2 separate regions of the Homo sapiens genome follow, and region 2 is linked to region 1. The links are chromatin loops, found by intact Hi-C in ENCODE. Cell type or tissue: OCI-LY7. All regions are shown on one strand. Links, peaks and the distances in the headings refer to the core of each region. The heading gives the core; the rest is flanking DNA.

Region 1 (4,386 bases), core at 189-4,188:
TACAGATCAAAAATATTAGGAAAAAGGCTGGGCAAGGTGGTTTACGCCCTGTAATCCCACCACTTTGGGAGGCCAAGGCAGAGGATCACCTGAGGTCAGGAGTTCAAGATCAGCCTGGCCAATGTATAGTAAAACACCGTCTCAACTAAAAAATGCAAAAATTAGCTGGGCATGGTGGCACATGCTTGTAGTCCCGGCTACTTGGGAAGCTGAGGCAGGAGAATGGATTGAACCCAGGAGGTGGAGGCTGCAGTGAGCCGAGATCGCACCATTGCACTCCAGCCTGGGCGACAGAGCAAGACTCCGTCTCTTAAAAAAAAAAAAAAAAAAAGAGGATGGTTGTATCTGTATTGAACATAGACAGACCTTTCTCTTGCCATTATTCTCTAAACAATACAGCGTAACTACTACTGACGTAGCATTTACGTTGTAATCTAGAGATGATTTAACGTATATGGGATGACATGTGTAGGTTATGTGCAAATACTGTGCTGTTTTATATCAGGAACTTAAGCACCTGGAAATCTGGTTATGAGAGGGAACCTAGAAGCAGTCCCCCACATATACCAAGGGTCAACTGTATTCTTGTCTCATATCATGGTGTTTTTGCGATATGTAGGATAAATTCCCTGAAGTGGAAATGCTATTAAAAGATATGTGCATTAGGCCGGGCGCGGTGGCTCAGGCCTATAATCCCAGCACTTTGGGAGGCCGAGGTGGGCGGATCACGAGGTCAGATCGAGACCATCCTGGCTAACACAGTGAAACCCTATCTCTACTAAAAATACAAAAAATTATCCGGGTGCGGTGGTGGGCGCCTGTAGTCCCAGCTACTCTGGGAGGCTGAGGCAGGAGAATGGCATGAACCCGGGAGGCAGAGCTTGCAGTGAGCCGAGATCACGCTACTGCACTCCAGCCTGGGCAAAAGAGCGAGACTCTGTCTCAAAAAAAAAAAAAAGGTGCATTAAAGTTCGTAACTGGGGGCTGGGGGCTGGGCGTAGTGGCTCACGCCTGTAATCCCAGCACTTTGGGAGGCTGAGACGGGCAGATCACCTGAGGTCAGGAGTTCAAGACGAGCCTAGACAACATGGTGAAACCCCTAAAAATACAAAAAGTAGCCGGGCATCATGGCGGGCGCCTGTAGTGCCAGCTACTCGGGAGACTGAGGCACGATAATTGCTTGAACCTGAGAGGCAGAGGCTACAGTGGGCCAAGATCGCACCACTGCACTCCAGCCTGGGCGACACAAGTGAGACTCCATCTCAAAAACAAAAAGAAAAAAGTTCATAACTGGGTACCAAATCACCTTCCAGAGAGGTTGTAATGACCTGCCCTCCTTTACAGATCTAATGCTGTCTGATTCTAGGATAGCCAGAGGCCTGAACATTAGGAACAAACTAGGCACATGCAACTAATGCAACAATTCCCCACCTCTAATTCTTCAGCTGGTGCCATCTGGGCCTCCTGTGCTGGTTTATTCTTTCATTGTCCTGCTGGCCCACAAAGGAGGCAAGATGGAATTAAATCCTGAGATGGTCCTGGTGGGATCTCAGGTCTCTGTGGTGTGCGGGCCTCTAGGGAGATACTGAGCTACAGAAGAAAGAAGGAAGGAAGGAAGGAAGGAGGGAAGGAGGGAAGGAGGGAAGGAAGGAAGGAGAGAAAGAGAAGGAAGGAAAGAAAGAGAGGGGAGGGGAGGGAAGGGAAGGGGAAGGGAAGGGAAGGGCAGGGAGAGAGAAGGGAAGGGAGAGAGAAGGGAGGGGAAAGGGAAGAGGAGGGAAGGGAAAGGGAAGAGAAGGGAAGGGAAAGGGAAGAGAAGGGAGAGAAGGGAAGGGAGAGAAGAGAAGGGAGAGAGAAGGGAAGGCAGAGAGAAGGGAATGGAGAGAGAAAGAAGAAAGAAAGACAGACAGAAAAAGAAGGATAAAGAAAGAAAGAAAAAAGAAAGAAAGAGATAGAAAGAAAGAAAGAAAGAAAGAAAGAAAGAAAGAAAGAAAGAAAGAAAGAAAGAAAGAAAGAAAGAAAGGTGTGTGCTGTAGGGTCTCCCAGCAACTCCTAGCCACAAAGACTGCAGACCTTACCATGTTGAAGGACTATTTGCCAAGGGGTCTAATTTGAAAACTGTGGTAATAGATGATCTTTCTTAACTATTTATAAGCACAAATACTGCATCTTGTTTGAATCATGGGCCTGTTTTTTGTTTCCATACACACTCTGTCATCCCTAAGAACCCTGATGAACAAAGCATTTTATAAGAAGCTAACAAAAGTCTGTTGGCACGGTTTACAAAACTGTCGTTATTGAGATGAAGGCTAATTAAATTAAATTATTTGTTTTTCAAATAGAGCATGCATTATTGAGAGAACATCTACTCCCTGAAAACAATTTGCAGTTTAGCTCTTCATGGGTGCTGAAAAGGCTCCTGAAGCTGAATTTTTGAAAATTCTATGTTACACTGACACCTAGTGGACCAAAAAATAGTTTCCAAACATGAAAATAAAACAGCAAGAGGCCAGGCATGGTGGCTTACGCCTGTAATCCTAACATTTTGGGAGGCCGAGGCGGGAGGATCACTTGAGGTCAGGAGTTCGAGGTCAGCCTGGCCAACATGGTGAAATCCTGTCTCTACTAAAAATACGAAATTAGCCAGGCATGGTGGCATGCACCTGTAATCCCAGCTACTTGGGAGGCTGAGGCAGGAGGATCCCTTGAACCCAGGAGGTGGAGGTTGCAGAGCCAAGATCATGCCACTGCACTCTAGCCTGGACAACAGAGCAAGACTCTGTCTCAAAAAACAAACAAACAAAAAGAAACCAAGGTTCATGTTGACTACTGGAATTGCCTAAAATACTAATACCTTACAAATGTAAAGTCAGTATTTTCTTTAAAGTTGGAAAGGATTTCTGCATATTACATCACTAATTATAGAAGACCCCTAGATTTCTTTTTCTTTTTCTTTTTTTTTGGTCCACTACTGGTGACTATGCTTGTCAGTCTTACTGCCCCCTTTCTCCCTTCTTCTCACTTTCCTTAGACTTTTCTCTTTCATTCTTCACTCTTCCTCCTGACTCAGAGAGGATCACATTCCCTTGACGAAGTCCAGCCCTAATATTTCTTGAACCCAAGAGTCCTGTGATGACAGTTTCTCACAGAGCATAATTTAGAGATGGAGTCAAAGAACTATGGCCCATAGACCAAACCCCACCTGCTGCCTGTTTCTGAAAATAGCATTTTATCGGCACACTGTCACACCCAACCGTTTATGTATTGTCTGTTGCTATTTCTATGCTCTAACAGCAGAGCTGAGTAGCTGCAACAGAGATAGAAGAGCCCACAAGGCTAACATATTTACTCCTGGCACATCTGTTGGCCCAATTTAGAATAAGGCAGTCTGAGTCCCAACCTCTGGACCTTACTAGCTGAGATGCTCAAGGCTTCACACACTAGACAGTGCCCTGGGCTATACACAAAGGACCATGTGACCACTGGGTTTCCGTAAAGTTCTTTTTTTTTGTTTTGTTTAAAGAGATGGGGTCTCACTATGTTGCCCAGGTTGGTCTCAAACTTCTGGGCTCAAGCAATCTTCCTGCCTCAGACTCCCAGAGTGTTGGGATTACAGGCGTGAGCCACCGTGCCCAGCCTCAAGCTCCATTTCTCAAGGCACTTTCATCACTGGTTCTTCCCAGCTCTCTGATCATGCAGAATCATCACTTCTTCCCACTTCATGTTTCATTTTTTTTCTGATCCAAGATTCTCAACATGTAATCTAGTTTATGCTGAAATGGAAATCTTGTCATCTTCAGTAAGGTTCTGACAATCCCTAAAGCCCAATAAGAGCTTCAAAGAAACCAGTCTACAGCTCCCAACACCACAGTGTTTGAAAGGCCACTGCTCTCCTTCCCCACCAGGTGGTCAGGTTTTGACCCTGCCGCAGTGTTAGGGGCTGTTACCCTGTACCCTCCACTGTAAGGGCAGTTGCCTCCTCCAGCACCACCTTATCTACCTCACCCCTTCCTGGGAGGACCAAGGCTAGATGTGTCGCTGAGTGAGCCTCAGGAGATGGACTGCAGGAAAAGCACAGAACAGAGGCAATGTTAGTATTAAGAAATAGAGTTGGCCAGGCATGGTGGCTCACACCTGTAATCCCAGTACTTTGGGAGGCTGAGGTGGGTAGATCACCTGAGGTCAGGAGTTCGAGACCAGCCTGGCCAACACGGTGAAACCCTGTCTCTACTAAAAATAAAAAAATAAAAATAAAAATAAAAAATTAGCCAGGCATGGTGATGCACGCCTGTAGCCCCAGCTACTTGGGAGACTGAGGCGGGAGAAGTGCTTGAACCTGGGAGGCGGAGCTTGCAGTGAGCCAAGACCATCCCACTGCACTTCAGCCTG
Region 2 (4,386 bases), core at 209-4,208, 330 kb before region 1:
CTTCGCAGCTTCTATACATGTACCCAATGAAAATCAGAAAACCACAATTCTAATTCTTAGGCCGGGCGCGCTGGCTCATGCCTGTAATCTCAGCACTTTGGGAGGCCAAGGCAGGTGGATCACCTGAGGTCAGGAGTTCGAGACCAGCCTGACCAACATGGAGAAACCCCTGTCTCTACTAAAAATACAAAATGGGCCAGGCGCAGTGGCTCACGCCTGTAATCCCAGCACTTTGGGAGGCCAAGACAGGTGGATCACGAGGTCAGGAGATTGAGACCATCCTGGCTAACATGGTGAAACCCCATCTCTACAAAAACTACAAAAATTAGATGGGCGTGGTGGTGGGTGCCTGTAGTCCCAGCTACTCGGGAGGCTGAGGCAGGAGAATGGCGTGAACCCAGGAGGCAGAGCTTGCAGTGAGCCAAGATCACACCACTGCACTCCAGGCTGGGTGACAGGGTGAGACTCCGTCTCAAAAAAAAAAAAAAGAAAAACACAGTTCTAATTCTTATTGATACTCTTTTGTCTCAGAATGATAGAACGGAGAAAAAGTAGAGGTTTTTTTTTTTGAGACACAGTCTCACTCTGCAGCCCAGCCTGAAGTGCAGTGGCAGGATCACTGCAGACTCAACCTCCTGAGCTCAAGCAATGCTCCTACCTCAGTCCCCCAAGTAACTGGGACTATAGACACACACCACCACACCTGGCTACTTTTTTTCATTTTTTGTAGAGACAGGGTTTCACTTTGCTGCCCAGACTGTGTCTCAAGCTCCCGGTTTCAAGCAATCGTCCCACCTCAGTCTCCCAAATTGCTGAGATTACAGGTGTGAGCCACGGTGCCTGGCCAAAAGTAGGATTTTATAGTGATATTCCACAATCCTTCATCAAGTCTCATCCAAATCAATCTGTTTCTTCAAGATTTCACAAAATCATCAAATGCTGGGGCTGCAAAGGATTTTAAGTGTTATGTTCTAGTCGTTCACCAGAGATTCAGTTTCATCCCTACAGCGTCAAGGCTAAAAACTCTTGTGTTGGGATTTGACCACCTGAAATCATATCCTGGCTCTACCATTTCCTGGATGTAGGACTCTGAGAAATTTAAACTATCTCCAAGTCCCAGTTTCCTCATCTATAAAATGGAAACAATAATAATATCTACCTCAGGCTTGCTGTAATGAAGAAATGAAATAACGTACCCTAACGTCATGTCCAGCACCCAGCAACTGGCCAGTTAGTGTTCACTATTACTGTCAATTTTAGAAACGTTAGATACAAAGCACAAAATACTCTGCAGCACCATTAAGCCAAGGCGTCCCATTGGAGACTCTGGCAGTCTGTGCCTGCCAATAGCTAACTCCATTTTTTTTTTTTTTTTTTTTGAGACGGAGTCTCGCTCTGTCACCCAGGCTGGAGTGCAGAGGCGCGATCTCGGCTCACTGCAAGCCCCGCCTCCTGGGTTCACACCATTCTCCTGCCTCAGCCTCCCGAGTAGCTGGGACCACAGGCCCCCGCCACCACGTCTGGCTAATTTTTTGTATTTTTCGTAGAGACGAGGTTTCACCATGTTAGCCAGGATGGTCTCGATCTCCTGACCTCATGATCTGCCCACCTCAGCCTCCCAAAGTGCTGGGATTACAGGCTTGAGCCACCGTGCCCGGCCGCCACTAGCTAACTCTTGATCTGTAAAGCTAATTAACTGAGTATTTATCAGAGTGGGGAAAGAAAAAGGAATTTGAAGGGAGTGACAATAAAATTAATTTAAATATCGTAAATCCAATTCAGTAAATCCTTTCACTCAAGAGAAGTGAAGGCAGTGTTTCCAGGACACAGACAGGTATGCTTTGTGCACATGTGCTTCCCACTCCAGAAAGCAAGCCTGGCGTCCATGATCTTATGGTGTGTGGAGGGGATATCAACAAACTGGCTGCTCAGGAGCAGGGACCATTCCCAGCCTGGCATGTGTGTAAGTGAGAAAAGCAGGGGGCACCAGAGTCACAGGTTAAAAAAGTGGTTCAGCTTCCTGGAGCACTACTCTTCTGAAACAGAACGTAAATATTTGCATGCATTTTTTCAGACAAAATACACTACTTCAAAGAACTTTCTGGCATGCCATATTCCATCTCTAGCTGGGCCTCCAGTTCCGCAGGGACTGTATACTCTGTTCTGCCAAGGAGGGCTCTGGGGGAAGAGCTGGTGGTGCCCTGGAGTAGGAGAAAGATCACTGGACCAGGAGGCAGCGCGGGGAATGGCTGAGGTCTAGGTTCCATCCCCTCTGCTCCTCTAACCCCTTCTACTGTCACTAAAGGCACTATCTCAGCTCCTGCACTTAGCATGGCTTCCCTAAGTTACCCCAGCAGCCACCCAAGAAGGTGGCTAAGAAAGAAGCACTTCCTTCTTTCACGTAGAGTGATCTTTTGAAACCAAATTGACTCAGGCTAGAAACCTTCCATGAGTCCCTCTGGCTTCTGGAGTAAAGTCCCTGGCACAAGGCCCCTCACAGCCCAACTCCCAATGAAGGCTTTGCTATTCCACCACTCCCCATGCACCCCACATCCCTCAGCTCCCTCCCTGTTCTCCTCGCTTTTCCTGGTGCAGCTCCATCTGCCTTGTTCCCCAGTCCACTCCACCCAGGGAACCTTGGCTCACCCCTTGAGACCTCATTCATAGCCCTCCCGAGTAGGATGTGTTCCATCTCAACAAAGCAAGGTCCCCACGTTAACTGGCAGCCCTGGTTATCAGTGCGTGCTGACTGCAATTGTGTTTATTCCCTTTTCTTTTTCTTTTCCTTTTTTTTTTTTTGAGATGGAGTTTTACTCTTGTTGCCCAGGCTGGAGTGCAATGGCGTGATCTCGGCTCACCGCAATCTCCGCCTCCCGGGTTCAAGCGATTCTCCTGCCTCAGCCTCCCAAATAGTTGGGATTGCAGGCATGCACCACCATGCACGGCTAGTTTTGTATTTTTAGTAGAGATGGGGTTTCTCCATGTTGGTCAGGCTGGTCTCGAACTCCTGACCTCAGGTGATCCACCTGCCTTGGCCTCCCAAAGTGTTGGGATTACAGGCGTGAGCCACCACGCCTGGCCGTTATTCCCTTTTCTAGTTGGCAGAGAAAACCTCAAGAAGCTCTTTTGAAACTAAATCTCAGCAGATTTTTATTTCCAAACAGAATTAAAACAGGAAGTGAGAGTCAAAGTGTGCTCCACTGTGACAAAAGTCACATTAGGAAATCAAAGTGTCCTCATCTCTTAGGAAGCTCAGGTCTCCTTAGGGGCACAGTGAAATTCCCAGGCTTCCATCTGAGAGTCTATGGAAACTCACTTCAAGAGGTTCTCACTGGTGTTTGATTTTACTCCGAGGCAGGGCAAAATGTTTCATGGTTTTGAACGTGAAGAAAGTTCCTGCAGAGGCAAAGTCAGACAGGGTCAACTGCAGGGGCTGCAGAGAGCCAGGCTGGGGGCCAGCTAGAGTTAGAAGAGACTTCAGTGTTTCCTTCAATTAAAAAAAAAAAAAAAAGCCCTTTTGTAGAGGAAGTCCTGTGTCTCCAAGCAAGTTCTAACTTCACTAAAAAAAGCTTAGCTAAGCTCCGCCAACTGATTCGGTCTTTTTCCACAGAGAGGGAGAAGAGGGATGGCTGTTTTCTCTCAACTCCAGAGGAGAGTGAGTGAGGAATGAATTGTTTGTCTTCCACATAGCAAACCAAACTGGAGTCATTTTTACCCGAATGTATCAGTGGAAACCAAACTGGCGTCACTACAAAATTCCCAAGTCTCTTGCTGCTTCTGGGTTTATTCCTTGTTGTCAATGTTGTTTATTTTGTTCTTCCCACAAGTTGCAATGAATAATGTTGAATAAATGAATGAATAATGAATAATAAGAATGAATAATAAGTGAATGAATGAACACAAAACAGAAACTAACAAACTATCCAGGAAGCACAGAGATGTGTCATAGCCAGCAGAGAAAGGCTAAAAGACCTCAAGTTGTTTTCTGCCATTCTTACAAAGATGCTAATTATTATTATTATTATTTTTGAGATGGAGTCTTGACCCGTCACTCAGGCTAGAGTGCAGTGGGGCGATCTCGGCTCACTGCAAGCTCTGCCTCCCGGGTTCACGCCATTCTCCTACCTCGGCCTCCTGAGTAGCTGGGACTACAGGCACCCGCCACCACTCCTGGCTAATTTTTTGTATTTTTAGTAGAGACGGGGTTTCACCGTGTTAGCCAGGATGGTCTCGATCTCCTGACCTCGTGATCCACCTACCTCGGCCTCCCAGAGTGCTAGGATTACAGGCGTGAGCCACCACAACCGGCCGATGCTAATATTTTATCCGAACTCTACTTACAGCTCAAATTTTCGTTTTGTCATTCATCATTTATCTATTCATCTG

What was found. Peaks named below come from ENCODE experiments on the same cell type or tissue, not always from the same donor. Only the 100,000 strongest peaks of a DNase experiment are listed, where the experiment ranks them.
Region 2: a loop joins it to region 1, with 8 times the contacts of the local background. A loop is called at or near these places in 10 of 110 quality-filtered maps.

What each region holds. Positions count from the first base shown.
Region 1 is chr18:23,409,534-23,413,919 of GRCh38, forward strand. All of the region lies in intron 3 of SLC35D4 (solute carrier family 35 member D4), which reads right to left. Among named protein-coding and RNA genes, the nearest start is that of SLC35D4, 26 kb to the right of the region's middle. In OCI-LY7, for the core only: CTCF peaks have their summits at 2,441 (motif pointing left) and 2,641; DNase peaks (open chromatin) are centred at 2,448 and 3,258; H3K4me3 peaks cover 846 bases; H3K27ac peaks cover 1,937 bases.
Region 2 is chr18:23,075,601-23,079,986 of GRCh38, forward strand. No RefSeq gene overlaps it. Among named protein-coding and RNA genes, the nearest start is that of CABLES1, 58 kb to the right of the region's middle. In OCI-LY7, for the core only: a CTCF peak has its summit at 1,974; DNase peaks (open chromatin) are centred at 1,981, 2,381 and 3,201; H3K4me3 peaks cover 294 bases; H3K27ac peaks cover 549 bases.